Linked DNA regions of Homo sapiens: region 2 is linked to region 1. Evidence: chromatin loops called from intact Hi-C (ENCODE). Cell type or tissue: K562. All regions are shown on one strand. Each heading gives the region's core, and the rest is flanking DNA. Links, peaks and the distances in the headings are about the cores only. Region 1 overlaps LOC124905015 (a long non-coding RNA gene). Region 2 has its middle 59 kb from the start of RUNX1.

Region 1 (15,505 bases), core at 3,497-11,496:
CAACTGGCAAATGGTTGCTTCCCTCATCCTCCAAGTCTCTAAACAAAGAGCCTCCAAGAACCTGCTCAGTCTCTACGGCCAGAGTCCATTCTGACTGGACAATAATGCTGGTGCCTTTACAGTTCTTCAGTCTTAGCAGTTGTTAAATATTTTGATCACCCTCTTTTCTTCTGAACCGAGAGGGGATTTTACTAATGGCCTTCAAGTACACAAATGACTGTCTGAGTGAATCATGGCCAATTAATCTCCAAATCCACAGGGAAGAAAACAAAAGGAAATGAGTACAACTGTAGCAAGGACTTAGCATGGACTGACAGGGGTGTGGGAGAGTGACACCGGGTGCTCCTATTCTCCCATTTGGACAGACTTTATAAGCCAGATGGAGCCCCACAGATCTGGTGGCTAAAGCCCAAGCCTGTCTGAGAATGACTTTGCGTGGTTTCTCAGGGTCTGGGATCCTCCAGGCAAAAAGTCAGAGGGAAAGGGCCATGTGTGGGAGGAACCATTATCTAATATTAGTCTTTTGACTCTTGTAAGAACTGAAACAAATGATCATTTACTGGTATCTTGCACCAAATCAGTCTGGAGAAGAGAAACTATCAGATGTTTCAACTCAACAGCTGCACATCAAAAATAGTATTTGAGACACCAGGAGCCCTGTGGCATGAATGCCAGAAGCAAGTCTAGTATGTTGGGGGCTCTGAAGTTTCTTGTTCCTGGAATGAAAGGAGACAGTATTGCTGGCCACAGGCACAGTGTCAATGTACTCCTAGTTGCAGTCACACTACTTTTGTATGTTTTGTTTGTACATGTATATACACACATGTATGCATACAAGCACTCAAACACAAACGATGGTTAAGAAAAATACATGCTAAACAGCCAGTCATCCACCTTCCAAAAATCTCTCCAGCAGGATCCTTTGGGTCTCATTCTTTTCTAAACCAACTCATTAGGAAACTCACACACAAAAAACAAGAACTACTTCTATGAACCTCTAATTTTGCATATGATACAGGCATTTCTATCAGGTGTTATGCCATAAATTAGACAAAATGTGGTTGATAATTTAAGAAACGTGATTTCCGTACACATGCTACTATTGGTATCCCTAGGCTGAAATCATGTTGCCATGAGCCAGGATGGATATACTAGTTGTTCTATAGCCAGCATCTGTTCTGATTGGATGGCATCCAGATTGTGCAGATTGATAAATATTTTGAACATCGTTCCCAGTTATCATGGGCTTGTGGTTGAGAAATACCACCATAAACACAAGAAGAAAGGTCGTTGTGTTCTCTGCCTTGGAAAACACAGTTGCTTTCTGGAGAGACTGGCTGCTCCGTTGATATTATTTTCTTCTGCTCACCAGTGACTGTTGAAAAATATTCTGTGTGATTAGAATCTAGAACGCTATTGATTTTTGTCTGGTCTTTCATGATATTTATAATTTCCTCATTTATGTTTGAGATTAAAAAATCTTTAGCTAACATCAATAAAATACATTATTGCTATTAAAATACTACTGTGAAAATCTTGAAATAAAAATAACTTTGAAACTCTCTTAAGTCCTTTTTTCAAACATACATCATTGTTTTCACAATGCAATTCCTGGTAATTAAGAGGTTTCTTTGAAACTGAACTACAAGTAACAGAGGATAAAAATAATAGTTGGTAAAGCAAATGAAAAGTCAGAGGGTAAGCAGCAAGGGGCTGGTATGGTGGTTATATTTTCCAAAATACTCAGGGATCCAGGCTTCATCCAGCTCTGCCCTTCGCCAGCACTAACATATAACCCCGTTCCTCAACATCCAGTTTGGCAGTCAACGCTCCAGCCTTTACATATTTACTGTAGGCATCAAAGAGAGAGAGAAGAAAAGGATATAAAAAGAGTGCATTCTAGCTGTCATTCAACATAGTGTGCCAGTCTACTACACATCACATATTTAGTAAGTGGTGGGGGCTTATGGCTTTGACTAGGTACTTATAGCCTGGATTTTGAAGAGAATGGATTGAAGAGAGGCAGCATTCAGCCTGCATTTCATTGGTCAGAACTTCTCCAAAATCTGGTCACACCTGCAACGATGTTAGGAAGTGTAGTTTTTTGTTTGTTTGTTTGTTTGTTTGTTTGTTTGTGACTATGGACACAGCTAAAAATTAAGACTTCTATTACTATGAAAGGAGAAGGGAACAGCTGTTAGGGGTCAGCTAGCCATTTTTTTCTGCAAAAGCCATTCTTTTAGAGCAGACCAGATTATATCCTATTCATTTCTGAATCGTATATTCACTTTCTATTTCTATCTTATTGAATTCTATTCCCTTCTGAATTGAGCCACCTAGATTGAGAATTATCAGTAATTTTGAGTTCCCTAAATAGTTTTGTAATTTATTTATCCACTGAATAAGTATTAGTGGAATACCTACTGTGGGATAAGAACTCTGCTAAGGTTTAGGAATAGCAACATGAACAAAACATGGCTCCTGGTTTCATGGAGTCACATGGAGAAGGCCACTACTGGGCAAGTGAGTATAACAGCATAGGCACTCTAGAGAGAATGGGGCAGGGAGACACAGCTTAGCATTGAAGTGGAGGAAGGCACTTAAGCTGATAGGTGAAGGATGAGTGGGAGGTGTTGATAGCATGCTCCAAGGCAAGGCAGCACAGGTTCCAAGGCCTGGGAGTTAGAAGAAATGCTGAATTTCAAGGCACTGAACAATTTACAACATCTCTGGAGTGTTGATTTCAGAGGCGAAAATGTTGCTAGATAAAGCTGGTGAGAGGTAAGACCTATAAGCCATGTTAGACTTCATGCTTTTCTTACAGGGAACTATTGAATACAAGGCTCATTTTGACTGCTTTATAATAACCATACCTATTATCTATTGAGTGTCGACTATATGTTTGACATTGTGGTAAGTATATTACATCACTAAGTGTACTACATGCATTAACAAACTCTAAGGGACAGATTGTCCCTACTCTATAAAAGAGAAATGTGAAGGTCAAGGCATTTTAAAAACCTGCTCAGGGGGTCATTCAGTTAACAAGAGTTTGAGCTAAGATCAACCGAGAAACAGTCCAATGCTGTACTCATTTCATAGCCTAGACCACACGGAGCCTAGATTGAATGGGATCAGGGCTGCAGAAAGCAATCATACGTGGCTAGGTGTATAGATAATTTTTAAAACTTTAACCTTCACTTCTACTGCTGATCATTTAAGATGTCCTGGCTCTGCAACTGCTTCTAACTCTGGTTCTGTGACAGTCTAACTTCTGTAAACCCCACTTGTTCATTTTTGAGTGGAGATTGCTCCCTTTACTCTACTGAGTAAACTCTCTTGTTAGACCCTATAGACCTGACTTGTCTGACCTGTGGGTCACAGAAGTCTCCAATTGATTCCAGGAGCACGCTGGCCCTCTGACACACTGAGCATCCATGATACCCAATTATCCAGAAAAGAGGGGTAAACTGGATTTGGGAAGGGGAAGGTTCTCCAATGCTGATACTTTGGTAAAATCCCTTTTGCTCTTGTTTTAGATTGGTTAGTGTTCATTTGCCTCCCTCAGCACAATTAATGTTACCGACTGCTATGGGTCAAACATGAGTGGGTACTTGAAGCAACATGCACTGGTTTTCTTTGCTGTGGTGGAGATTACAACAGGGCTGGCTCTGGACGCACAGGTTGAGTCTACGCTCCAGGGTCTCCTAATTCTCCCTTCCATGTGCATGCAGCCTCCTCTCCACTGGCTACTGTGCCGTGAGCTTAGCCATTACCAGGCAGCATTGTGTCAAGATGCCAAATCCTGTTGTTACTATTTTTGACAGCAGCTGTAACTTACCACCCAACCTTGGAATTGGAGGTCCAGGAAGGCCCATGTCCTCAGACACATCTGGTGCTGTTGCTAAAACCAGCTCTGTTTTGTCTGTATTGACAGCATACTGAAAATATCCAAGCTTCTCTGAAACAGAAAATCTGACAAGTAAAAATACCTCTGTAATGGTATTGAGTAAAGGAGTTGAGGTAATGGGTTTATTCATTGTAAAAGCAGCTGGTTTTCCTTGCGAATGTTTGTTTGGTTTAAAACAAGGGAAGATCCGAGTTGCCAAAGGAACGAATGGAATACACTGTAGTTTCTTTTCTTTGAGCTTTTTGGGCTTCTAATGGAAGTACAGGATCCTGCCAAAAAGCCCTGAGCCCCTTTGTCTGGATAATTTATTAGATAAGGTTTAAAATTCTAGGATACAATCTTTTCTTTATCACATGCCTCACTTTGTGAGTGAATCATCACTCACACCCACCTTCCCAACATGAATTCTACGACGGGGAAAAAAACCCCAGCTCAGCTTATTCTGGTGGAATACTGTGTTATGTTAAACATTTTCTTCTTACCTGGTGGGATCAGAATATATTTTAAGTTCACTTGATTTTTGCTGAGCCACAAAATATTCTTGGTGAGAGGGGTGTTGACACTTACCTATGCTATAAGATGAAGGGAGTATCGTTTGTGCGGTAGGAAGGAGAAAAGAGAATATCAATTTGGCTTTTTGTTACAAAACTAGTGGGAAATGAGGTCTTTGGTGACTTTTGTCTTTACTTGCCAAGTTTGTATATATGCCACAAAACACAAAACTATTTACCGTGAAAATGCACAGCACGGTTTAAGCTCCAAAGAAGGGTATGCAGATTTAATCAGCCTTCTGGGCTGGTAGTAGTATCATCATTGGTGTTTTCTATTTGGCAATGGGTGTTCTGAGGAAGAAGGTAAAGAGGGATACAGTGACCCCGAGGACGAGGAGGACCTCAAAAACCCGGGAGTAGTGTGGATCCCACGGGACGGAGGGTTCGTGATCACGGAAAGCCTCTCCAAACACAACACAACTTCATTTTTGATCTACGTTTTTCATATTTCCCAGAACCGTGGGCTGTTTACAGAGTCAGGAGAATTTTTGCTTTGACATGAAGTAATCTTGTCCTTTGGGAGCCCCCGAAAGTTAGCCAAGGTTTAAAAGAGTTCCAGAAACCACTTTTCAGCCCACTGTGAATTTGTGGGCTTTACTGTGGTGGGTGCTTGTGTTGGAGGAGCTAAACAACACTGCCAGCATTTTTAAAGCTTTTTTTTCTTCTTATAAAAATCTGTTGTGCTGTGAAAAATCATAAAACTACTTCAAAATGTTCTTCACTGTCGTCGAAATCAGCTTGGCTCAAGATACTATAACATCTAAAGTTAATTATACATCAGTAGTTTATTTTAACATTATCTGGGGCTAAAGGAAATAAATGAGAACAAAAATGGAAATAATTCGATAAAGCAGATTGTTTTTATTAAATATATTCATGTCTATTCAAATTATTTAAGCCCACATAGCACAGCAATTTCTGAGTGCCCCACAGCTAAAGCTGCAGGAACTGAGCAAATCTATTACTAGTTCTGCGTCCGCAGTAGGCTCCAGAGCCTGTACAAGGCTCTAGAAGGTTCCAGAAAGTTCCAGCTCTCAGATGAAGGGGTCATATTAGACAGAAAGGTAGATCTGGTCCTGCCAGGGTGTTAGGGGCATGGTTATCCTTTCCCTGAGATGGAAACTAGTAACAGTTCTCACATGATGATACACCAGGCTCAGGGAACAGGGCAGCCAAAGCCACACCCGGACACCCGCAGGGGTCCTGGAGAGACTCCCGGACTGGCGATCTCAGGGAACAAACCCCGCTTCCTGACAGGAGCACTGTGAGTGGCAGAGCCCGTGGGAGGCTAAATGTGACCCTGTGAGGAGCAACTGAGTTACAGGATGTCCTCTGTGCTGGGTGGAAGATAACCAGGAAGGAGCTGGACACCTACCCAGCCCCGGGGTCGTCTCCTCCCAGGTCTCTCCTGGCACGTCCTTAACACAGAGTGGTGCCTGGGAGGTTCCCAGCACAAATGCTGGTGCTGGGCACACAGGGGCCAAGGAGACAGGCCAACCCTCCCCTCAGCACTCAGGGTCTGCAGGGAGACCGACTGGAAACAGCTCCTCCCCAGGCCTGGGTGCTGCCCAGAGAGCCCGGGCCCCAGGGTCCTCTCCCCCGAGGCTTTAAGATCCCAGTTTCTACATTTCCCTCTTTATTCCAGAATGTGTGATTTTCCCGGTGTGATTCCCTTTTGTCTCTTTCAGTTGCAGAGCCACACAAGGGTATGCACTATTTCACTCTGATAGGGAAGAAAAAGTGTTTTCACAAATTGAAGTGTGTTGTGGTGGTGTGGGCACCCGCATGGTGAAATGGCAGAGGCATCCCTTGTGAGTGGTTTCTGTCCCTGGGAAGGTTTTGGAAGGCACAGATTCCTTTGGTATAGTTGGAACCTAATGTGGAGACTGCTGGTGGCAGGCATTTCCTAAACATGTGTGGAAGGAAGGAAGGAAAGAAGGACAGAAGGAAGGAAGGGAGGGAAGGAGGAAGGGAGGGGAAGGAAGGAAGGAAGGAGGGAGGGAGAAAGGGAAAGAGGGAAGGAAGGAAGGAGGAGGAGGGAGGAAGGAAGGAAAGAAAGGAAGGAAGGAAGGAGACAGAGGGAGGGGAGGGGAGAGAAGAGAGTCAGAGACACAGAGAGAGGAGGGGGAGGAGGGCTGAAGAACACAGGCGTTCAGACCTCTTCAGGCCTTGGTCAGTCTGAACATTCGTCCACAATCTCATGGTCACCTCCACCCCGACCTTCCTTCTTCCCACTTGTCCGGACATGCGAAAGTCTCCTAGCCCAGGCAGTTAAGAGAGGAGAAGTCATCATTCATGTGCTGCCAACACCTTTGAGTTAGACACGGCCGAGCTTTCTGTAGGTCTGCCTCTTCCAGCGGACACCAGCTCTCCCCACCGGCAGGCAGCAGGGCCCTCCCACTCTTGGGCTCCACCTCCTCACTGTCCCCAAGGCAAATGGAAAGCCAGGTGTGTGTATGAATTCCAGCAAGGCAAAAGAAGCAAGAAAGAGAGCAACTGAGATGTGGAGATTAAAAATAGGATAAACAGGAACTGAGAAGTCTGGGTTTCTATTTTTCTGGTTCACTTTGTTTTCATGCTTCCCTCAGTGAACTCTTGTAATTGTAGTCTCTCCCAATTAAGCAGTCATTTGTAGCTCAGGATAAGAAAATAAAGAAAATAAGACTCCTGAGTTCCCTGCGTGTAGAATTCCCCACCCCTCATCCTCAGAATGCATTCATTCCCAGCACACATGAAAACAATTGTCTGTAGGAAAAGAAGAATCAACTTTAGGCTTTGCCCAGAAATGCCAGCACAGTTCCTTCCATGGTGGTCGATGACCTCAAATTGGAAATGTGATAAATATAAGAATATCTATACCACATAAAAAACCAACAAGCTCCACACTTTGATTTTGCCCTATTCAGGGCAAGCTCTGATGTAAGAGGATGTCGGATGAACACGGATGCCCACGTGGCTACCCTAGGCCAGGGTTAAATCTCCTGGTGGTGAAAGCCTCTGTGCTACAGGGGAAAAGGTGTGTAGGCCGTGTGTGTGTGTGTGTGTGTGTGTGTGTGTGTGTGTGTGTGTGTGTATCCAGGAGATCAGCAGCCAGAGCTTCATTTATCACGGCTTTGCTTCCTAAAATGTAACTGGAGGCACAGAGAGCTCTTTATAAATCAAAAGGCCCCTAGCTTCCACTAGCCTGAAACAGTAGAGACGGTGGGAGCTGCCTGTGTTGAGTCTGAATGAAACACCCACTCAGCCCAGCTGCAAGCTATCTAAAGCAAATATCCCGACAATGGCCTCTTGCCCAGAAACGGCCTCAGCAGCCTGCCTCCCTGGACAGGAAGGAAGGCGCTCTGGAACAGAACCACTGCCCACGTGGTGGTGGGGGTGTGGGGAGCTCTCTCCTGGTCCCATCTCGCATTTGCCCCAAATCAAAGTAGAGGCTGCTAAACGGCTGATAGAGAAAGATGGACCGTCTAACTGCTAGTCAATGTTTATTGTATTCTTAGAAGCAGCGACTCTTCTCAACTTCCTGTGATCAAAAACGCTTGTTAATCGTTCTTATTAAAAGCCAGATCTCCCAACGTACAACTTTGTTGCACGTGGACTGAATTAAAAGCAGGAGATTGTTTTCATCTCTAGAATTCAGCGAATGCCAAAACAAATGTACATGAAATTGCCGGCCCTTTTTTTTTTCTTTCTTTCTTTCGTTATCTCTTTTCCCTTATTTCCCCCTACAGGAGGCAGCGAAACCTAGTAAAGAAAAAGAGGAAACTGGAACCTGAAGCTCAAAATTACGGGCAGGGAACTCGGATTCTGTCTGGGTGGAAGTGTTAGGTCACAATAGGATCCACTCAACCATCATGTTGCTTTTACTTTTCTCTCCTGCTGGTTTTCCGGGGGTACAGGTTTACAGTATGTGTCAGTGACTGAGACAAGCCCTTCCAAAGTGGCCGTTTTCTTGCTAATGTTAAATTATTTTTGATGCATTTTCTCTAGATTCCCCAGTTCTTGCAGGAAAACATTCAGAATGTGTTTTGATAAAATAGTAGCTCAGAAAAGCTCGTGCATCTTAGAAGCTTGCCATTTAAAATACAGATGTCCAGTTAAATTGAAATTTCGGAGAAGCAACTAATTTTGTTTAATGTTCAGGTAAACAATGAATGATAAAATATTACATGGAGTACATGTATGCTAAAAATGTATTCATGTTTATCTAAAATTTATATTTAAGTGGGTATCCTGTAGTTTTTAAATCTGATGACCCAGAACAAGTCAGCTCATTTGACCACATGTCTGCTGCACATATAGAGAGTTGAACACGTTCTAGGTAGTAATTATTCCCTGATACAATCATTTCGTCTTTATACCGCTACTCAATACCAGTACCCAGAAATGGTTGAGTCACCTAATGTAATTTTGCCAATCTGTTATGAGGTCATAGAAGACCGTCACTGGTAAGCTGCATAGAGAATCTAGGAATTGTTCTAACCGTGGTTCCTGACAAGCTCAAGCCCTCTAGACTTTACTTTTCCACTCCTCTAGCTTGGCTGGAAGGGCTGTAGCCACTTTCTGACTTTCTAGTCAGAGAGCCTTGAATATGAAGAAGGGTGGCCACGTTTCCATCTGCGAGGCTGACAGTCAAGGGCAGGAGTGTCTACCGTTTGCACAGTAGTCTGACGAAGGATTTCTCCCCAGTTGATTCCAAATTCATAATTTTCTGGAGTATAAAGGGACTGAACAGTATGGAGGTAGTCTAAGACATAAGACCTTCCTTTCAAAACTCAACTGCCAAAGTCAATGGAGCTTGCTACCACTTTAAAAACATTCCCAGGTCCAGCACACACGATCTAAAATTAAACTTAATTATCATCACTTGGAGATGCTCTATTAGAGGAAAGTCTGTGAGTCAATATGAAACGTCCTGCTGATCATCATCTGCAAAGTGGCCGAGCCAAGAACTGCTGGGACGCTCTGGCCACATATGGAACAGGACATGATATACATGATCTGATACTCTCATCTTAGACATACATTTTCTTAAACATCGAAAACAACAGAACGATTCTCCTGAGTGACTGTTGGATATACCTTTTTGTATTTTAAAAATGTGCTTGCTCCACTCACAGGGACCCTGCTGCCTGATCACTCAAATCACCTCATGGGAAACTCTGAGAAATGCTTTATTTAGAAGCAGTTCGGACTGTGAGTCATGCAACATTTTGCTGTGTTTTTCTTCTTCAGTTCTCCTGCTCCCATAAACATTTATAGGAAGACAGGATATTTCACTGCGTTTCAAGAGTCCATCTGCCACAGATGCTTGTTCCCCACCTGAAGTCATCAACTTTCAGGAAAGAAAATATCTGGTTTTCTTTCAAATGCTGATAAAGAAAAAAAAAATTGGCAAGGAAAAAGGATGACCCTTGAGTAGAATTACCTCTTCCCTGAGTGTTTCTCACGATTCTCTGTAAAGCATTGGTAGTTTAATGCTGGAATCCACCCTGTGGTCAGAGGCACAGTTTTATAAGATTAATAGTATTCTAAAGGAACACAACAACAAAAGATTAATAGTATTCTAAGGCAAAGAAGTCGCAAAGGACTTTGTCCCCTTCATGAAGCAGTGGAAAAAATTATTCCTTTTCTTTTCGAGGGGAGGGTGTCTGTGGGGAGTGGGGAGTGGCAGGCAGTGTCAAAAGCTTACTTTGACTTCCTGATCACATTTTCCTTCAAAATTTTTCACATTTCATTTAAGCCTGCAAGTATCCACTTACTGAAAATGACCTTCTTCGGATCTAAGAATTCTGATATAATTTAGTTGATTCCTTCTTGATTCTAGGGTAAGTTTATGGGCTTTCTTGACTTTGGATTAAAAGGCAAATTTCCTTTGAGATACAGAAGATCTCTCCCTTTATGCCAACATCAATCCTCTTTCAGTAGCAGTTTCCCAATATTTTCTTGATCTAAAAAAAACAAACAACAACAACAAAAACTTCTTTATTTTTGTTTTTCTCAAACACCTAGTTATCTACTTTCTTTTTGGATACTTTTCCTTTTATGTTTTTATTACCCTTTGCCTTCAGTATGTTAGAAGGAGGTTGCCAAATTTCCTCTGAATATTAGCTTAGTCACTAAGAGTACTGGATTTAAGAGGTTGCTTTTCTCTACTAAGCAATACAAAGTAGATGTTCTTGATTATGTCTCTTTTTAGTGGTAGAAAACAGTTCATAGTCATCACTGAACATCATTCACTGGGCCTGGAACCTGAGTCTGAAGGGTTGAGGAAGGCAGTGTCATGCAGTCTTGGGGAACAGAGGCTCTCTGGAGCCAAGACACCTGAGTTCAAACCCCAGTTCTGTCACTTGCTAGCTGTGTGAGCTTCAAAAATTGAACTAACTACTTGAAGCCTTGGTTTTTCCCTCTGTAAAATGGAGAAAAAAGTGGTACCTACCTCATTGGGTTGTGAGGATCAAAAAAGTTGATATTTGTACTTATAACAGTACCTGGTACATGGTAAGTGCTATGAAAATATTGCTATTATTGCTATTGAAAGATTGGGCCTATGGAGACACACTTAGGAAGCTAGACATAGAAATTTTGCACATCATTAATAATGAATGAATGAATAGTATTAAAATGTATTTGTTCAATAAATATTTAGGGAGCAATTACTCTGTACTGAACACTGTGCTAGGTGCAAGACACAAAAACTCAAAGCTATAGAATGTACTCTAAGGGAGCTTAGGCTCTGGGGAGAAAGCTATGGGCATTGTGGGCAGACCAAGGCTGTGGTGTCAGATAACTTTCAGCTCAAGCCCAGCCCCATTAGTGGAAAGGGATTGGGTAAGTGAATTTTCTCACTTGTGAAATGGGGATAATTCTACCTTATTAGGTTGTTTCAAAAAGTAATGGAGAATACAGAACATATACACATGTATTTTAAAAATATACTTACCCCAGTAAAAACTCAGTGAATAACATGTGTTATATGTTACATATGGACATGTCTATGTCTGCATATAGGTATTTAGAGAGGGAAAGAGAAGAACTATGATATGAGTTGATAGTCACTCTAGCAGGTTTGTTCCAGGCAAAGTCAAAGCCCAGAGGGAGGGTCTTGAGCCTGCCTAGAGAATCCCAGGAAGAGAAGAGGGGCAGAGACAAAAAAGACAACTAAGAGTCCACCTTTGCAGAGAACAGGCAACCTGGGGCCAATCAACCATGCGTGCAGAGGCCTGGAGGCTGAAGGACTGGTAGGTTTGAGACAGCTAAGAGTTCAATATTGTGAAACAGAATATGCAAGGCAGAGAGGCGGTAAAAAAAGATGTTGCACAAACAAGCAGGGACTAACTCACATCTTTGTCAGAATGTCACTTTCTTACTGATTTCTTCCCTGACTACCCTATGTAAAATGAACCCCTCCTCCAGCATTCCCTAGAATCCTGCCCTGCTTTGTTTTTCTTTGTCACCTTGTACACAAGTCACCTTCTAAAAATAAGTATAAATATACATGTATGTATACAAATGTACATATACATGTGTGTGCATGTCATACAAACACACACACATGCATGAGTTATTTTGTTTATTATCTGTCTCCTCTCAGTAGAATGGAAGCTCTACCAGAACAGGGATTCTGTTCACTGCTATTTCCTTAGCACCTAAATCAATGCCTGGCACACAGTAAGTGCTCAATAAAAACAGGTTGAACTGAATAAATGACTGCATAGCCTCCTCCGGCAGGCAAGAAAGGTGAGCTCATTCTTTGGTCAGAAGAAACTTGAAAAATCCTAAGCAAGGGAAGATGTGATCATATTTTCCTGTTCTAGAGGCATTGTTCACGGTGGACCGTCATGGAGTCCTTTCAATGATTTGAGCTAGCTGCATGAGGGCCAGACCCAGAGAGTGAGAGAACTGGGAACAGCTGGCAGAACTGGATGGCAGATTGGAGGGGACATAGGGAGAGTGGGCAGGTAGGATTCCCTCAGGTGTCTGGCTTGAGCAAACAAGTGTTATTCATGGAGAAAGGATAGGAACATGCGTCAGTGAAGCCAAGAAAACTTTTAAAAAATAATGCTTTTATTCCAAGGAGGGTGAAAGATATCATAGATGCTCAATAGCTAATGACTGATTGATTGAAAATGTAAGGAAAGAAATGGTCTGGTAGAATCCTATTAATTATTAAATCTATAGCTTTCTGAATTACCTGTGGCCTAAGAAAGGTGATGAGACTTGGGAAATGTCTTATGTAAAAGAAATGGGAAGGATTCACTGAAAAAAAAATCTGTGAAGAGCAAATAACTTTTTGAAAGACAGCATTTCACTTCACATTATTGTTATTTGCTTTAACGGGGAATCCTGTGCAAGCGCAAAACTTGTCTTCTCAGCTTTGAGTACTGCATTCTGTCCCTGTGGACTGGCATCCACAGGAGAAGCTAAAGAACCTGTAAAGGGCTGGGTATGGTGGTTCAAATCTGTAATCCCAGCCCTTGGGGAGGCTGAGGCAGGAGGATCGCTTAAACCCAGAAGTTTGAGATGAATCTGGGCAACATAATTAGACCCCACCTCTACAAAAAATATTAAAAATGTTAGAAGGCATGGTGGTGCACAGCTGTAGTCCCAGCTACTCAGAAGCTGAGGCAAAAGGATTGCTTGAGCCCTGGAGGTCAGTGCTGCAGTGAGCTATGATCGTGGCACTGCACTCCAATCTGGGCAACACAGTGAGACCCCATATCTGCAAAAAAATTAAAAAATTATTTTGGCATAGTGGCATGCACCTATAGTCCCAACTACTCAGAAGGTTGAGCCAGGATGATTGCTTGAACCTCGGAAGTTGAGGCTACAGTAAGCTTTGATTTCATCACTGCACTCCAGCCTGGGTGACAGAATGTGCACAGAAGTAAAACTCAGTGAATTTCCATCAGAATTCCTGGAACTCCTTTAGGGGCAGATGTGGCATTGAAGAGTCACCAAACCTGCATTACTACCCAGCTACAATAAATTTGCTGAGCAGCTTTCATAAGTAAACCCATGGACAAGCTATCATCTCCCTGACCTGGTTTGTGTGAAATTGCTGGTTAGGTTGCTGAGTTGCTTCCAGTTTTTGAAGAGGGGTGGTGTCCCTCAAAGTCATGCATTTGGTGTGGCTGGATGAAGCGTCCTCCCAAACACTGAGATCCAATAGCCCTAGACAATGGCAGGCCTGGCAGCCCGCCCTGGACTGGACTGGCAAATGCTGATGGGACGAGCCTTGCATGTGGCATTATCGGTGGATGAGCCTTCTCAGAGCCTGTTGTTTGGAGCAAAAGAGAGTATGGACATTTCAGCCTTTACTGTAACATGAGAATAAGAACACCCATTGTGCACTGCATTTATGAATTAAATGTCATCAGACCGTCTAGTGCTTAGCACAATACTGAATAGGAGGATGCAGTCAATGATTGTTAGTTTCACAGTCCTTGGGGTGTTCGACCCTCTCTCTTCACATCAGGGATGCTGAAATGTGTACATGTGCTAAAAGAGATATGTAGGAATAAGTTCTTAAGTGAAGAAAGTAGAAAAAATGGGAAAGTACCATGCTGAACATGAAGGTCACTGAGTTTCATGAAATGACTTGGTCAATTTTCTACATTTAGGTCTTTAGCTGAAATGTACAAACAACTGTAAACCAATTCAACATTTGTATGATACATATGTGTGTGTGTGTGTGTGTGTGTGTGTGTGTGTGTTCTATGACTGTTGATATTTTGAAAAAAGTGTTTTGTTGTGGGTGGTTCTTTTTCTTTAAGCTGTGCTTTTAGAAGTTTACTATGTTCTTAAATATATCTTTTACATGTAAGTGAAATCTTTGTTTCCTAAAAAAAGAAAAAAACACATCCTTGATTTTGCAATGGAAATCAGTGAAGCAACTGGCTATCAGAAATTCACTTTATAATATTTGAGAAGCTCCAAATTTAGTGGGAAGTACCACTAAACCAAACATATCAATATCTAGTGTCACTTTCACTTTTCTCTCAAGGCAACTTTGGCAAGACTCAATATTTTGAAACAACCCGTACATATGAATCCCCATTTGTAGTTTGTTTGTTTTTTTAAACTATCTTATTTTGAGTTAATTAATTTACCCCTTCCAAAGCCTATCTTCCCTCCCATCAGTTTCTCCAGGTTGTTTTCTTCTATGTTATTTTTCCTTTGTATTATAATTTGCCTTGTATAAGTCAATTCAACATCACACATCAAACACTAGCTATGTGTTTGTGTACTATGTGTTGTCACATCACATAAATTTAGAATCCGCTGAGATCAGAACAACATTTTATTCCTTTCTTTTCTTCCTTCCTCCAATTCCCAAAGTAGAGAATTCAGAAGAGTGGTGCTTGCCAGCAATTTTTGATGAGAGATCAAGCTGTTGGGGAATGTTCTTCTCCTCTTATTTCATTCCATTTGAATCTATGACTGTTGAAGTTTTCCACGTTCTTATACTGACTCAACAAATGTCCCCAGGGGTATTTCCATCTTCTAAGCATTAGTTCACTTTCTTTGCTTATTTACTCCCAGTTGCTTCGTGAACTGAGCCAGGATATCAGTGATTAATGACTCAGTACTATTTCAGGAATCCCCTGCATTTTCCATATGCTGACTCACCTACAGTTTTCTATGTTCACCTGTTGGGAGCATGGCTGTGGCATAGGACATGTGGCTTTGGATGGCCAGAAGGCCCTGAAAACTTATATGCAATTGCAAAACTGCCATCCGAACAAAGCCCTTTTGCCTGTTTTTCTTTGGCACTTTTCTTCCCTTGAGCAAGTTCCTTGAGAATAGAGATGGATTTGTCTTAGTCATCTTTGAATCAGCAATGGCTACCTTAGTACTTAGGGTTGCAATAAAATATCTGTACTCAATAACTATTCATTGAATGATGGAGTAATGTAATCTTGAGGAGTCTCAAAGACAGTTAATTTATGTTTGGTGAATTGTAATGGTTGTAAACGTGGAAGAACCATTTTAAGAAGATAAAGGCTTAGGCCAATATCCAGGAATAACTTAAATGCCTAAAGTC
Region 2 (15,505 bases), core at 4,496-12,495, 99 kb after region 1:
GCTTTTCAGGGGTTTCAAGCCTACCAGCTTTTCAACTGCAACCTACACCATCAGCTCTCCTGGTTCTATAGCCTTCAGGCTAGGACTGGAAATATACCATCAGCTCTCCTGGGTCTCCAGCTTACCAACTGCAGATTTTCGGACTTTTCATCCTTCATAATTATGTGAACCAATTCCTTATAATAAATCTCTTTATACACAAACATCTCACACATACAAACACACATCCTATTAGTTCTATTTCTCTGGAAAACTCTTACTAATACAGACAAGATACATAGTATCAGTACTCAATGAATATTCCATCAGAGGTGACCTTACGGTTCAGTAAAACTACTAACCATTAGCTATCCCTGGACATGTAGAATGTGAGTAATACAATTGTCCAAGCTTCCAAGAACATAATACAAATGACTTTTCATGTCATCTGAACTTGGGTTAAGGCAAACTGCATCAAAGAAAGAAAGAATGACTGACAGCCCAGGTTAAATAAGAGAGTGCTTCATGTTCTTAGCAAATATTGGTATTAGCTCTAAGAATCCAACAGTTTGGAAGACCTGGATGATACGTTAAATTAAAAATAATGACCATGACAATATTATAGACATTAACAGGTCAAATCTTTATTAAAAACATTTCTCTTTACTAGATTGATAAATATATGTTGTAGGAAGTTTAGAAATTACTATATGGCCGGGCACTGTGGCTCACACCTGTAATCCCAGCACTTTGGGAGGCTGAGGCAGGTGGATCATGAGGTCAGGAGATCGAGACCATCTTGGCTAACACGATGAAACCCCGTCTCTACTAAAAATACAAAAAATTAGCCAAGCGTGGTGGCACGCACCTGTAGTCCCAGCTACTCAGGAGGCTGAGGCAGGAGAATGGCATGAACCCAGGAGGCAGAGCTTGCAGTGAGCCGAGATAACACCACTGCACTGGGCGACAGAGTGAGATTGTGTCTCAAAAAAAAAAAAAAAGAAAGAAAGAAAGAAATTACTATATAAGCAAAGAAAATGGAAAAAATAAACCTATCTTTCATGGTTTTATGATACAAGGACAACCATAGTCAGCATTTGGTGTGTGTCATTTGAGTCCTGCTACCCCTTATGTGTGTACAAACACATGTAAACATGTCTGTGCATATATGTACATGGATGCACATGTGTGTACATGTACATAGATACACATATCCATGTCATACGACATACACTATTTTTACTATGTTTTCTGTTAGTATTTAACATATGTCATGAACACCATCACGTGTTATTAGACATACATGTGCCCATGTCAACATTCACCATGATTGCTTGACAGTCAGTCCTGAGTCTGGGTGCCCAGTGCTGGCACCCTCAAGTCCTAGCTCTCTTCTTCCACCTCATGCTCCTCTTCTGACCACTGAGGTAGATACCTGAGCTGCTCAGGACATTCTCATACACATATTTTCCCCACTTTGGACTGCATTGTTTTGGTAGGATAAGCCCCTAAAAGTAGAACTCTGGATCAAAGGGTATGGAGGCTTTGGGGACATGCTGCCAAATTGCCTTCCAGAACATTCTGCCAACCTGCAGCCCTTCCTGCAGCATGTGTGCCCCGTCTCCTCATTGTGAGGACAATAAATCCTTTCTTGATGTATTAAAGGGTGCTCCTTGGAGCTGCACATTTAACAGTTTGCGAACAGGAATATTTCACTCAGAATATTTTTTTTTTCTCTGAAAGATCGTGTCTTCCTTTGTCTTGTGGATTTTGGCCTCAACGATTATCTTTCCAGCCAAATTGGGCTAAATAAGCAAGCAAATGAGATATATTGAGGAGAAAAGAGTTCCCATTGTATTTCTCCATTCATGGATGATACCCGCAACTTCTTCGGTTTAGACAGTGTTTCTCTAAGTTCTCAGGAGAGCTGCCTTAACTTTCCCTATTTCTGTTTTTTAAGCATGTATTTTCTGATTATAACAATTACACAAGCTCTTATGATCCTTCAAAAAGCAACATGAAATAGAAGACACAGCATGAATTTTGGAAAGAGCCCTCTTATTTGTGACCCAGATCTGCCCCCAGAACATTGAGTTTGGTCAAATTACATGAGAGCCTGCCTTTACTTATCTTTAAACTGTAATGGAGTGTCTAATCCCTGTGAAATTAGGACAATAATTCCTGCCTCACACAATGTCAGGGTTCAGTAAGATAATGCATACATATAAACATTTACAAAAATGCTACTAACTAGTACTAAATGTGTAATGACACAATTAAACAGAGTAGAATGAGAGAACTCTGTATTAGTTTGCTAAGGAAGCTATAACAAAGTGCCACAGCGTGGGTGTCTTGAACAAAATGAATGTATTGTCTCATAGTGCTTGAGGCTAAAAACCCAAGATCAAGATGTCAGCAGCAGTCATTTCCTGTGAGGCCTCTCTCCTGGATTTGCAGATGATGATCTTTTCCCTGTGTCATCACATGGTTACATGTCCAAATTACCCCTTCTTTTTATAAAGACATGAGTCGTGTTGGATTAGAGGCCACTCTAATGACCTCATATTAACTTTATTACCTCTGTAAAGGGCCTATCTCCAAATAAGACCACATTCTGAAGTACCGGGAGTTATGACTTTAACGTATGAATTTGGGAGAGACACAATCCAAAGCATAACAAACTCTGTAGCTGAAAGGAAATTTAGACCTCCTGTATCATAATAACCTCAACCACTGGAAAGGCAGGTTCAGAGCAGGTGATGTGATCCACCAGAGACCTCCAGAAAAGCAGTGGCAGATCCAGGAATCAATCTTCCTAGATGATGAACTCAATTGTTAACTCAGTTCCTCATATTTCAATTCACTTTTATTCCCTCACACACTCAAGTATACATGGACCATTTTAAAACACAGATTCTAAATTGTCTCAATAAACGAGCAGACGAGGACTGTTCTTCCCTTCTTCTACAGAAGACGAAGGTTGCTCAGCTGCTCAGCTGGAAGGAGAGATAATTTCTGGTTTAGGTCAAAAAATCACTCTGTGATATTACTGTGTTCAAACTCAAGTATATTAAAGTACCCAACCTAAATGTTAATATAAAAATGCACACTCAGGTAAAGATTGGGAAAACAGAAGTTAAATTTTATAGATTATGTTCTACATGGTAGATACAATGTGTTCAGCATTTGCACATAGCTTATGTCAATTCAATATATGTGCATTTTAGGATCATTTAGTGTTTTTAACTATCTTCCTCAATGTTTGTGCCCAACCACAGGAAAACTAGAGGCTGCCTTTTCATCTTAGGGGATGGGAAAGTCAATTTTTTCCCCAGACTTGGCACTAGCTATTGGGCAACCACATTAAGTCTTCAAACTCCTTTGTACCTCAGTCTTTTCATCCAGAAAATGAGGATAATTGGCTCTGTGTTCTTTAATCTCCTACTAAATAAGAGATAAGATTGCTAAAGGCACTGAATTTACTAGATGATCCTGACAGAAACACAGCCAGTAAAAGTACTGGGATTACTATGTATTATTTCCTACAGGCCCAGCCTCAAGGAAAACATTTTTGAAAGTTTACCTTGGATGAAAAGTGGGGGAAGACACTTAGAAGTCAAACAATGTGAAGAAAATGGACATAAATCTTTTGCTCAATGTTACTATAAAAGCTAACATTTATTTTAAATGGAGAGGCTTGAGAAGTTTTTCCTTGAACGTCATGTAAGCTGCCATGATGGGGATTTATGAATGAAATCGATTAGGCACTAATTTTCCAGGCTTCACTTTCTGGAAATGGATGTACTGTGTTTTCAGAGTGCAGCATCTCCAACAAGGTTACCAGAATCAAAGCGGTGACTTTGGCTTCCAACGTTGTCCTTTCCTCCTTCCAGCTGGAGGCCTACCAAGGAAGTGACTAATAGAAAAAACCACAGGTGTGTGTCTGCACCCCAGAGGCTCAGGTACGTGGAGATGGGACCTCAGGAATGGTTAAAACATTCTATGTACATCCAAATACAGACATGGTGAGAGGGAAGCAGTTCCACTGTCACTTCTCAAGCACTCCTGATGTTCATCCTCCAAACAAAAGCAACTGTCATCCCAATGCCTTCTAATTTCCATGGCAGGTGCTGAGTATTTTGCCAGAGAGCTGCTGTTCTTGCCAGAGATTTATTAGGCTGGAAATATCCTTCCCACTTTAGGTCAGTTGAGTGGATGGGTGAGTGTGTGGAGCTAGAAATGGAAATTACTAATAAAAAAGCAATAGAACTGTATCTTTAACCATGCATATGTTTCTCTACAGCTCAATTATTTCTCACCTTTTCCAAATTGCCCTCTATTCACTCTTTTAATATCAAGGTCACAGAGATCCGTAGCTCCCAGATTCTAGATTGGTCTCATCCCCGCACATAGACCCTTGTGCTCATAATTGTAGTTTCCAAGGTATATTGAGTCTATCTCCACAAATATTGTTGACATATTATGCCTTTTGTTTTAGTTCAGTCCCTATGTCTTGTCCAACTATATATATACCATTAAAAACAATGGCAAAACTGCACTTTGCACCAACCTTCGAAATATATATATTCCATGTATATATATTCCAAACATATATATGTAATATTATGTAATATATGTAATATTCCATATATAAACATATATATGGAATATATGTTTCTAAGTTGTCCCTCTATGTGGCAGATCCTGTAGCCCATTTAGCAAACATTCTCTACTCCTCCTTTTTTCTCCCTTGTTTGAATTCTGACTTTTGTCAAGTATCAACTAGAGAGCTCGTAATATCCATAGAAAGTGGGTACACCCCAGGCCTAGGGATGAGTAGTGACTCAGAACTGGCCATGAGCTATGAAGGAGCACCTACCAGGAAATTGTGAGAACAATTTTTGGTCCCCAATTGTAGTGGATTGAATTTTGACCCCCCCAATGGTATGTTCAAGTCCTAATCCATGGCACCTAGGAGTGTGGCCTTATTTGGAAATATATATAGTCTTGGCAGATCTAATCAAGTTAAGATGAAGTCATACTAGATTACCATGGACCCTAATTCCAATGGTTAGCATCTTTGTAAGGGTAAGAAGATGTAGATTTGAACATACAGAGACACAGAGGAAACACACAGGGAAGAAGACCATGTGAAGACAGAGGCGGAAATTGGAGTGATGCAGCTACAAGCCAAGGGATGCCAAGGATTGCAGCAATCGCCTGAAGCTAGGAGAGATGTAGGAAAGCATCCTTCCCTAGAGCCTTCAGAGGAGCGTGGCCCTGCCAAAACCTTGCTTTTCGACTTCTAGCCTCGGGAACACACTTCTGCTGTTTTAAGCCACCAGTTTGTGGTACTTTGTTATGGCAACCCTGGCAAACTAAGGTACTGATTAAAGATGAGAGGGACACAAGCAGGTTTTTCTCTGCCATAACAACACCCCTGATTCTGGCTCTTATTTGAGGCCATGATGCCTGAAGCTACACCAGTCATCCTGTGGCCAGGAAGCACAAAGCCAATAATGTGCTCTAAGCATCACAGAGCATAGCATCAGGAAGACCCGGCGCCTTCTGTAGATATCACTGAACATCTGAACCCAATCAGCCACCGCTGGCTGTCACCATTTGGGTTATATGAAAAATATAAACACTCTTTATTAGCCACTTTTTTGAAGTGTTTACTATTACTTGCAGCAGAAAGCATTTTTAACTGACATACACTGTCTATTGCTTTTAATTACATACAACTTTCTCAACTGCACATCTGATCATCAACTTCCCAGTTACTTTCCTAATCATGTCCAAACACATCATTCATTCAGAACCCATCACGATGGGCTCTAGTTTCATCTACTATTCCCCTATCTAGTTTCTACACATTCGTGTACACAAACTTTTCATTTCGGTGAAACTGGAAAGAACCAATGTTCTTGAGCACACTCTACCTCTATTTGTCTTGATTTCTATGCCTGAGACATCCTATCATGATTGTTCATTTTTCTTCTATTCTTAGTATGTAAAACTGCAAAGTGCATGTCAGTACCGTGGCAAAAGTAAACGATTAGGAACAAAATTAGTGTCTGATCATCCAGGATTGGTTCACTACGCTATGACACATCCATACAATTGAACCCTCTAGAGCTTTAAAAATTTTATAAAAGCATAACATTTGATGATGTTATATGCAACATTCACTGTTAAGGTATTTCATAGAAACAGAGAATCAGAGTTTGAAAAGTCTGATGAGATGCCTAGTAGCCTGTTGTCTGTGATTATTTCTGGATAATAGGATTTGGAAGTAATTTCATTCTTTTTTATACTATTTTAATTTTTCAGATTTCCTACAGGTATATATTACCATTAAAATAAGAACTATGTATTTTTAAATCCTAAAGAATCTTCAGGGCCCCATTTGACATTTTCAGAAAATCTTCCCCGGATTTCACTGCAGGATCATCTCCTCTTCCTTTGCTTTTCAAAACAACGTTTGCTCTTCCCTGATGGCATGTGGATCACACTCTGGCTTGAAATAGACTTAGTAGTGTATGTATTTCTTTTACCACATTTTAAGCTTATTCAGCACTTAGATCATGTTCAGGTCATCTTTGTCTCACCCATGGGGAACAAACAAAACACTCTCTCAATATTGTGGAAGTAATAATTGCTGGCACATATTGAACACTTAATATAGCAGAATAAAAATAATTCTATGTCATTTCGTGCAGTCCATTCACTATTCTAATATGGAACCTGAGGTCTTGAGAAGTTAATTTGCCCAAGAAAAGAACTTTGAGCATCCCTGAATCCTCCCTCTTCTTTACCTTCATCTCCAGTTCCCAGGTTTTATTAATACTTGCTCTAACATGCTTTCTAATGTCCTTTCTTCGTTGTCCATCCTGTAGTACAGGCCATCTTCCTCTCACCTAAACTATTACCATTATTTAATTAGTTAGGTTTTTAGTTCCACAATGTTTTCTATTCTATAATTTGTTATTAATGTGACTATTGGTTTATTCAGTCAAAGTATGTTTGGATTTATCCACGTGGCTACCAATTTTTCTTTGCTCACACTCTTGATCATATCTGAGGTTTGAGATATTTCTTCTGTATTTATGTCCTTTTTCCCCGAAGTATGTCCTTTAGAAGTTCCTTTCATGAGGATTTTTTTTCAAGGTGAGAGTCCTTACATCTTATTATATGAAAATGTGTTCAACCTTGTTTTTGAAAGGTAGAGTGGCTTGGCAAAGTTATTTTCTCTTAGAATTTTATCGTCTTTGCGGATCCATTATTGTCAAAACTTCTGTTGATCTGATTATTATTCCTTTTGATGTCTGTCATTTCTCTAGGGCTGCTTTTAAGTTATTTTTATCATCTCTGGCATTTTGTAATGTCACTATAATACAAATATCTCCAGATCCAGAGGGGACAAATGTCCCCTCTGGACCTAAGGCCTTTGTCTTTCCTAATATCTGAAAAATCATCAACCTTTTATCCTCAAACATTTCTTCTCTCTCTAGTCTCTCGTTTTGAAATTTTAACTAGTCCTTATCATTCTTATTCACCCTTTCATATTTTCTGTCTTGTTGTGTCTGTGTGCATCATTCCACATTTCTTCAAACCTATATTCTAATTTGATACTTTCATGTTCAGTTGCTCCACAAAAGTAGGGCCTGTGTCTCTCTTGCTCACTCTCTTCCACACCTGAAACCTAGGAGGTGCTTAAAAGCATCTCTTGACTGAATGAATTAGTTTTACATTTGGTGGGATATTGAGGCTTAGAGATACCAGAGACTTGCCCAATGGCCCACCATAGCTGCACAGTAGGATGGTACAGCCCTAGGTCTGACTCCAAAGCCTGTGGATCAGTAAATGAGTGAATGAACAAATGAAAGTAAAAAATAATAAGAAAACAACTTCGTCCAGAGAGTAAAAATGCAAGTCATGATACTTTACGCATCTTCTCCTGATCACCGAAATGAAGAAGTTTTCTCAGAGCTTTTCTCTCTTTCCATTCCCAATATTTAGAATTAATCCCTCAAAATATCTCTTTATATGACTCCAGGACAGCTGTGGGAAATCACCGTAAGATTTCTCTCAAACATACATCAGTAGATGACAATCGGCGGTGGCATTTAGCATCTTCCGTTCACTTTAACTCTTGTTTATTGAGCATTACTGTGCCGGATGCACTGGTCACCTGGGGAGTTACAGAAAAATTATGATGGGGCTGGGCGTGGTGGTTCACGCCTGTGAATAATCCCAGCACTTTGGAGGGCGAGGCGGGCGGACTCCTTGAGATCAGGAGTTTGTGACCAGCCTGGCCAACATGGGTAAACCCCGTGTCGACTAAAAATACAAAAAATAGCCGGGCATCATTGCACGTGCCTGTAATCCCAGCTACTCAGGAGGCTGAGGCAGGAGAATCACTTGAGCCCGGGAGGTGGAGGTTGCAGTGAGCTGAGATCATGCCACTGCATCCCAGCCTGGGCGACAGAGCGAGACTCCATCTCAAAAAAAAAAAAAAAAAAAAAAAAAAAATATGGTGGGACCTGACTTTGCAAAGCTCAAACTACATGGTGGAATTTTCAATATGGTTCAGATTAAGAACCCAATATACTAAGATCAGAATATCTCGTAGAACTTTCAGGGACTTTCTCCATGGCTGAGTGGCCTCTTGTATACTGGCTGTTTAAAGCGAGTAGGCAGAAAATGAAGTTGGGAATCACACGTCGGATACATTCTTAATTTCTCCCCAGTAACACTGCGTTAGTCCTGGCACATCTCTGAAAAGCTGAAAACCTTGTCATAGGTTTTTCCAAAAGCCTTGGCTGATGGCGCTCGCGTGACCTACTGGGCAGGGCTGTGCTGTGCTGTGCTGGGCTGGGCTGGGCTGGGCTGGGCTGGCTCTGGCAGGACCTACCCAGGCACAGGCTCCTAAATCACCCTTTATCCTTGCCCCTTCCTGCTGTGTTGACAACAGCCGGAAACTCCTTTGAGAGCCTCAACCCAATCTCACAACTGTTGACGGACTTTAGAAAGAGTTTCTTCCCTGGCAGATAATTCAGACTGAAAGGAACAAACATGTTGAAAACCCCATTCAAGGAAAGTTGTTACTAAGTGTGAACAATGCTGATGATAACAGGGCTTTCTCGGAAGACCACTTAGAAGAGCATTGTTGTTGCCATTTATTTCAGGCCGCCAGGCTCTTATAGGCTCTTATCTCGCACGTGCCATGTGCTCCCACTTATCTGTCAGCAGTTGGACTCCACTGAAGCTGACAGTGACGTCCAGCTCCACACGACTGACCACCAAGTGAAGGTCAGGTGGCAGGAAAGAGGTTGCTCTCTCCTACATTTATTCTCTGCAGAATTGTGTAAGTGGCTCAACAGCAGTAAGCCAAGAATCTCTCTAAAACTGTCATAGTTATAGTTGTACTTAGATTTTGACTTTACTCAGGTGCCTAAAACAGCATCAGGATCTTATTTGCAGCAGCACTTGGAGATATCAGATGAGTTTCCAAATGTCCTTTGAATACTGGGGGCACGTATAGTTGAATAGCCATGGGGAGAACTAGCTATACATTGGATCAAATGGTGTCCACAGTCCGTGTAGATGTCCAAGGAGCTGATGCCGTACAGTGAAGCAAGGTTAAATTTGCAGTATTAAATTGAAGGACTACCAGGCACGGTGGCTCACGCCTGTAATCCTAGCACTTTGGGAGGCTGAGGCGGGTGGCTTGCCTGAGCTCAGGAGTTTGAGACTAGGCTGAGCAACATGGTGAAGACCCATCTCTATTAAAATACAAAAAAAAAAAAAAAAAAAAATGGCCAGGCGTGGTGGTGCCTGGTTGTAGTCCCAGATACTCAGGACACTGAAGCACAAGAATTTGCTTGAACCCTGGAGGCAGAGGTTGCAGTGAGTCGAGATAGCACCACTGCACTCCAGCCTGGGAGACAGAGCAAGACCCTGTCTCCAAAAATAAATAAATAAATTAATTAATTGAAGGACTGGTGTGACCTCTGTACACATACACACAGTCTGCAGGTTTGTGTTTACACATATAGGTTGTATGTACACACACACATATGATATTGAAAAATCTATGCCTATACATAGACACAGGGAGCATTGACTCTGAAGCTAGACTGGCTGGATTTGTACTCTAGCTACTTCCCTTAAGAGGTGTGTGACTTTAGGCCAGGCGCAGTGGCTCACGCCTATAATCCCAGCACTTTGGGAGGCTGAGACAGGCAGATCACTTGAGGTCAGGAGTTCGAGACCAGCCTGGTCATCATGGTGAAACCTCTTCTCTACTAAAAATACAAAAATTAGCCAGGCATGGTGGGGCGCACCTGTAGTCCCAGCTACTCGGGAGGCTGATGCTGGAGAATTTCTTGAACCCAGGAGATGGAGGTGACGGTGAGCCAAGATTATGCCAGTGCACTCCAGCCTGGGCAACAGAGTGAGACTTCATCTCTAAGAAAAAGAGATGTGTGACTTAAAATATTCAACCTCTCTGTTCCTTTGTTTCCTCATCTGTCTACCTCAAAGTGTTCTCAAGAAGATAAGACGAGCTAGTATGCTTAAAGGACTTAGGACAGTGGCTAGCGGTCAGGGAGTGCAGTAGAAGTGCTTATTAAATAGAATGCTCCCTCTCAGTTAAGAGGGAGATATGGCCTCTGTCTCTGGCTGAGCAGCCATGAGTCCAGCTACCTCAGAGGTTCTACCCCTAAAAATCTACAGATGGATTGGGTTAGTGGGGGGTGACCAGTAGCCTCTGCCATGCCTGTACCATAGGTCTAACTTTTATTTTTATTCATGTGAATATGTGAGCCCCTCAGGAGACAGCAGACTCCACTGGGTCAGGGACAGTTTGAATGTATTCCACTGTTTTCTCCCCTACATATAACAGGGTGCTTGGCCCATAATAGGTGCTTAATAAATATGTATTGGATATTTAATAGAATAACTACTACTATTGCTAGTGCTGTTGCCACTAATACTACTATTACTATTATCCTCAGGACGGGATTTAATTTTCTGCATCATAAATTATTGTACTGAAATAGGGGTTCCTGAAAATCATGTATAAATCGTGAAGATAACCTCCCAAAATGGTCAAATAATAATAGTAATAAAAAATAATGTTCTCCCTTTAGGTATTTACCCAGTAATGGGATTGCTGGGTTGAATGGTATTTCCGTTTTTAAGTCTTTGAGGAAATGTCACACTGTCTTCCACAATGGCTGAACTAAGTTATTCAACACTATTCACAATAGCAAAGACATGGAATCAACCTAAATGTCCATAAATAATAGTCTGGATAAAGAAAATATGGTACATATACATGATGGAATACTACGCAGCCATAAAAGAGAACAAGATCATGTCCTTTGCAGGGACATGGATAGAGCTGGAGGCCATTATCCTTAGCAAACTAACACAGGAATGGAAAACCAAATACCACAAGTTCTCACTTATAAGTGGGAGTTAAGTGATGAGGACACATGGACACACAGAAAGAAACAACACACAATGGGGCCTTTTGGAGTTTGGAAGGTAGGAGGAGGGAGACAATCAGGAAAAATAACTGTTGGGTAGTAGGCTTAATACCTGGGTGATAAGATAATCTGTACAACAAACCCCTATGACACAAGTTGACCTGTGTAACAAACCTGCACTTGTACCCTTGAACTTAAAAGTTTTTTTTTAAAAAAGTTAACAGTAATAATTAACTTTGTTGTATAGAACAATAGAATAATAAATAGAAAATAAGGAACTTTAAAAGTCAAAATTAAAAAATAAAGAATAAAAATAATCGAGGCTTTGTTCTGCAAAATGTGTAGTATCAAATAAATATTGGGAAAGTTTACAGAGAAAAATAATACTAGTGGTGTCAAGTAATTCACAGTCAGGAATAACTTGAAGAGGCACAGAATGAGTGATTATGTTCATGTACCAAATGAGTAGGGATAAAATATAGTTAACAAATAAAATGCATGTTGGATATTAATGCAGGAAGGTAAACACCATTATTTGCCCTCACCAGGATATAAGGAAGCAGGTTTTTAATTGGCCTAGAACACCAAGGTCTAGGAAATGCCATGTTCAAAAGAAATAGGATCAATAGCTAAGCCAGTCAAAGCCATATACACCTGGAGTGAAATGTGTGACCATGATGGAAGAATGTGCACAGAGAGTTTGGTTGAAGATTAAAGGAGGGAGGGAGAGTGGGACGATGCTGGAGACCACCCATCCAGATGGAGGAAGCACTGATGTTTTCCAGGCATGGATCAAACAGCACAGATGCTGCCAGAGAGGTTGGGTGACTGCAGAGGGAGGGGCCCGGGTGCAGGGAGCCCACAGGGACAGCTGCTAGAAATCGACTTCAGTCCAAAGAGGAAGCGAGGCAGAGCTGCTTCTCTGGATCTATTCTAACCAAGGAGGAAGTGACGGGGGCCCTGGAGATAAAAGGAGCAGGTTACTCTAGAGCCTCCCACAGCCAACCATGGGTGAGCTGGGTATTGTCAGGTGGGTGACCGCCTTTTGAGGAGGCAGAACTCTAAAAGCTTAGAGCAAAGATTGGTGGAATTCTAAGACGTGAGCATGAAACAAGTCTGGAGAGGGAAGGGTCCTTGTTCATAGCACAATCCCGACTGGGAAGAAAATGGGGAAGTATCTCAAGAGGTAGCCAAACAGGAAATTCTCTGGTAAAGTCAGACGTAAGAACACTTGTACAAAAAAAAAAAAAAAAAGGAAAGAAGATGAACATAAATGCAAGTAAGAAATAGTGTTGAGAATCTTTGTGCTTCAAAGAAGTTTGCAAAATTTGCTAAGACCTAAAATGAGAGTCAAGTAAAAGAACAAAGGCAGGACAGATCTTCTGTAAGGGCAGCTAATATATAATGTAAACAGACAACAGAGAGAAAGGATAACAGCTCAACTGGGTTACATTAAACAAGTACTGACTGGCTGTCTTCTCTGTAAGCCACAACCAGACATAGGGCCATGACCCTGCTCATGAGGAACTCATGGGCCAGATAAGGAAAGTATACAAAGAACAAATGATGATCAGGATGGTAAATTTCCATAGTATTGGGTATCTCTAAATGAGAGAGTTCAATTGGTTAAGGGATTCATTTAGGAAACACTTCATCAAGGAGAACTCAGTGGTAGGTTTTGCAGGATTCCGATAGGGCTCTTGGATTGAGAAACACTTTAAAGAAAAGCAGAGGAAGAGAAACCTGTTGAAGATCATGAGAAGAAATGGTGGGAGGAGGAAAGAGTTAACCTGGAGTAAACTATCATAGAAATCTAGGAGATAATTTCTCCCAACAAAGCACCTGTAGAAGTTGAAGAACATGAAACAAATGTGCATGAGAATAGGAAAGTCCCAGTAATTTAAAGATAGTTTGAGTGGCATGCTGGAACAGAAACAAGGTCCCCAGAAGGTTTATGAGATGAGGGAGAGCATTAATTAATTCCAAAAATTTGCCTGTGATGGAAGCAAAAGAGAAAGTGGACAGTATAGAAAGATATAAGATCAAGGATGAATTTTGTGCTTTGTTCTTATTTTTAATTTGGTTTGTGGATGGAGATTTAAACATAGTTATTATATGTGCTTAGAGGGAAGAGGCAATAGAACGAAAGTTACTAGAAATGAAAGATAATGAGATGATTAATAAGGCATGACCCTGAAGGATGCAAGTAGGGGATAGGAACTGGAGTCCATGTGGGAACATTAGCTGTGAGAAGTGGGTATCACTTTTTCCATGGAAATTTCAGGGCTCTGAGAGTAGGTCCATCTGTAACCAGTGCTTGAGACAGAGCACTGAAGGTGTCACTTTGAGTCAGTTTTCATTAATTGGAGTATTAAGAAGACCTGTCACCCCCTAAAAGAAAGAGAAGAGATAGTTCCAAGGGGGATTTGAAGACTGTAGAGAAACAATGATTTAGGGGAATGGAAGAGGAAGGTATTATGGGACCTGTGGAAGGAGAGTGGGATATAGCTGAGCTTCCAGTTCAAGCTGGAGGCTATAGCTGCATAGGGCACCAACCCTCATGGTATGTGAGCTTCACCAGTAGTCCAGGTGTAGGAAGGGTGGATGGTTGTATTAATCCAGGGATGGAGTTTACCAGTGAGTGTGGTGGAAAAATGAGAATGGGAAAGAAGATGTAGACAGACAGAGGCTGAAGCCATGAGCTTCATGGCTTCAAGGCAAGAGCCATGAGATCCAGGCCACTAAGCAATAGGAATGAAGGCAACAAGGAAATGGAGCAATCGGAGCCCCTAAGAGATCAAAGAACAGGTGTAGTAGGCACACAGAATGATGACAAAAGATAACACAATATTATGGGCAGTGAGAGGGATCCTGGCAGAGAAGGAAGAATTCCAGGTAATATGCAGGGTGTGGCCCTAGGAGAGTGTGCCTGGAGTTGGGGGAATTGGAAATCAATGAAATTGAGAACGTCAAGAAAAGCGTGTTGAACGGAACATTTTCTAAAACTCATTGCTATGTTTATTTGTACACAGAGGAAACATGTAAGTGTGCTTCTATGCTAAGGGGAAGGCCTAGTAGAGAGGGAGATGAGGATACTGCAGAGAGGGAAGAGGGTTGAGGGAACAAGGTCTGGAGGAAGCAGGAGAGAAAGCAGGTCAGAGCATGGCTGATGGGATTGGCAGGAGAGAGAGGAAATAAGGAGCAGGAATTAAAAACGGGTCTGGGTACAGATGCATTCATCTGGGCATTTGAGGCAGGAAGCTGAGGCCGGACAATCTGCTGTGAGACAGGAGGACAGTGAAGCAGAGCATGGGAGAGAGGCAAGAGCTTGGAACAGCCGCGGGAGCTTCCTGGTGGGACTGGTTGAAGGATCTTAGTGATTTTCTCCAGCTGGGCTCAGCCCCCAGGCTTGAGAGTGGAGAAGGCCAATGATGTATGGGTTCCCAGGTGGAATTTTGCCAGCTCTGAATGACAAGTAGACAAGGAGGGAGAGAGATTACCAGTGAGAACTGACAAACCCTGGCAACCAAGGAGGCCGGGCTGGATAAAGAGGGAAGTAAAGCCAGGTGGATCCAGATGGACTGAAAGCAAATGGAGGAACCGAAGTTCTGGGAGGACCGCGGGAAATTAAGAGTGGGTGGAATGAGAATAAACCTCTGAGGGGGTGTAGAGTAAGATGAGGGAGCTGTGGCTTAACGGAATTTGTGAGGATGATTTGGGCGTTGGACTTAACTGGAAGCGTTCTGAATCAACACTGAGATGAAACGGCAGTGATAGGAGTTGACCTCATTACAGTTGAGCTGAGGCATCACAAGCATCTTTCTCTTGTTTAACAGAGCTGGAGAGCTGGGAGACCTGTCTGTTCCACTTCAACTCTAAGAGTCCATGAGCAACTCCACCTAACACACATTGAAATACATACCAGTCAATAATCGTATTTTCCATAAACTCTTACCTAAACCAACTACAGCTCAGGGAGATGCATTTTCATTTCCTGTCTTCCCTGCACACTCTACATGCATGTGATG

What was found. A loop is a pair of places that touch in the nucleus more often than their neighbours do. Peaks named below come from ENCODE experiments on the same cell type or tissue, not always from the same donor. Only the 100,000 strongest peaks of a DNase experiment are listed, where the experiment ranks them.
Region 2: it touches region 1 in a loop (5-fold over the local background); 3 of 110 quality-filtered maps call a loop at or near these places.

Annotation. Positions count from the first base shown.
Region 1 is chr21:35,197,703-35,213,207 of GRCh38, reverse strand. LOC124905015 (a long non-coding RNA gene) reads left to right here. Exons shown (of 2, transcript XR_007067854.1): 2 at 1-1,563. Among named protein-coding and RNA genes, the nearest start is that of RUNX1, 160 kb to the right of the region's middle. In K562, for the core only: a CTCF peak has its summit at 8,179 (motif pointing left); DNase peaks (open chromatin) are centred at 6,847, 7,767 and 8,217; H3K4me3 peaks cover 710 bases.
Region 2 is chr21:35,100,130-35,115,634 of GRCh38, reverse strand. No RefSeq gene overlaps it. Among named protein-coding and RNA genes, the nearest start is that of RUNX1, 59 kb to the right of the region's middle. RefSeq lists a silencer at 10,226-10,404. In K562, for the core only: no CTCF peak of the experiment used is centred there; DNase peaks (open chromatin) are centred at 9,194, 10,618 and 12,404; H3K4me3 peaks cover 693 bases.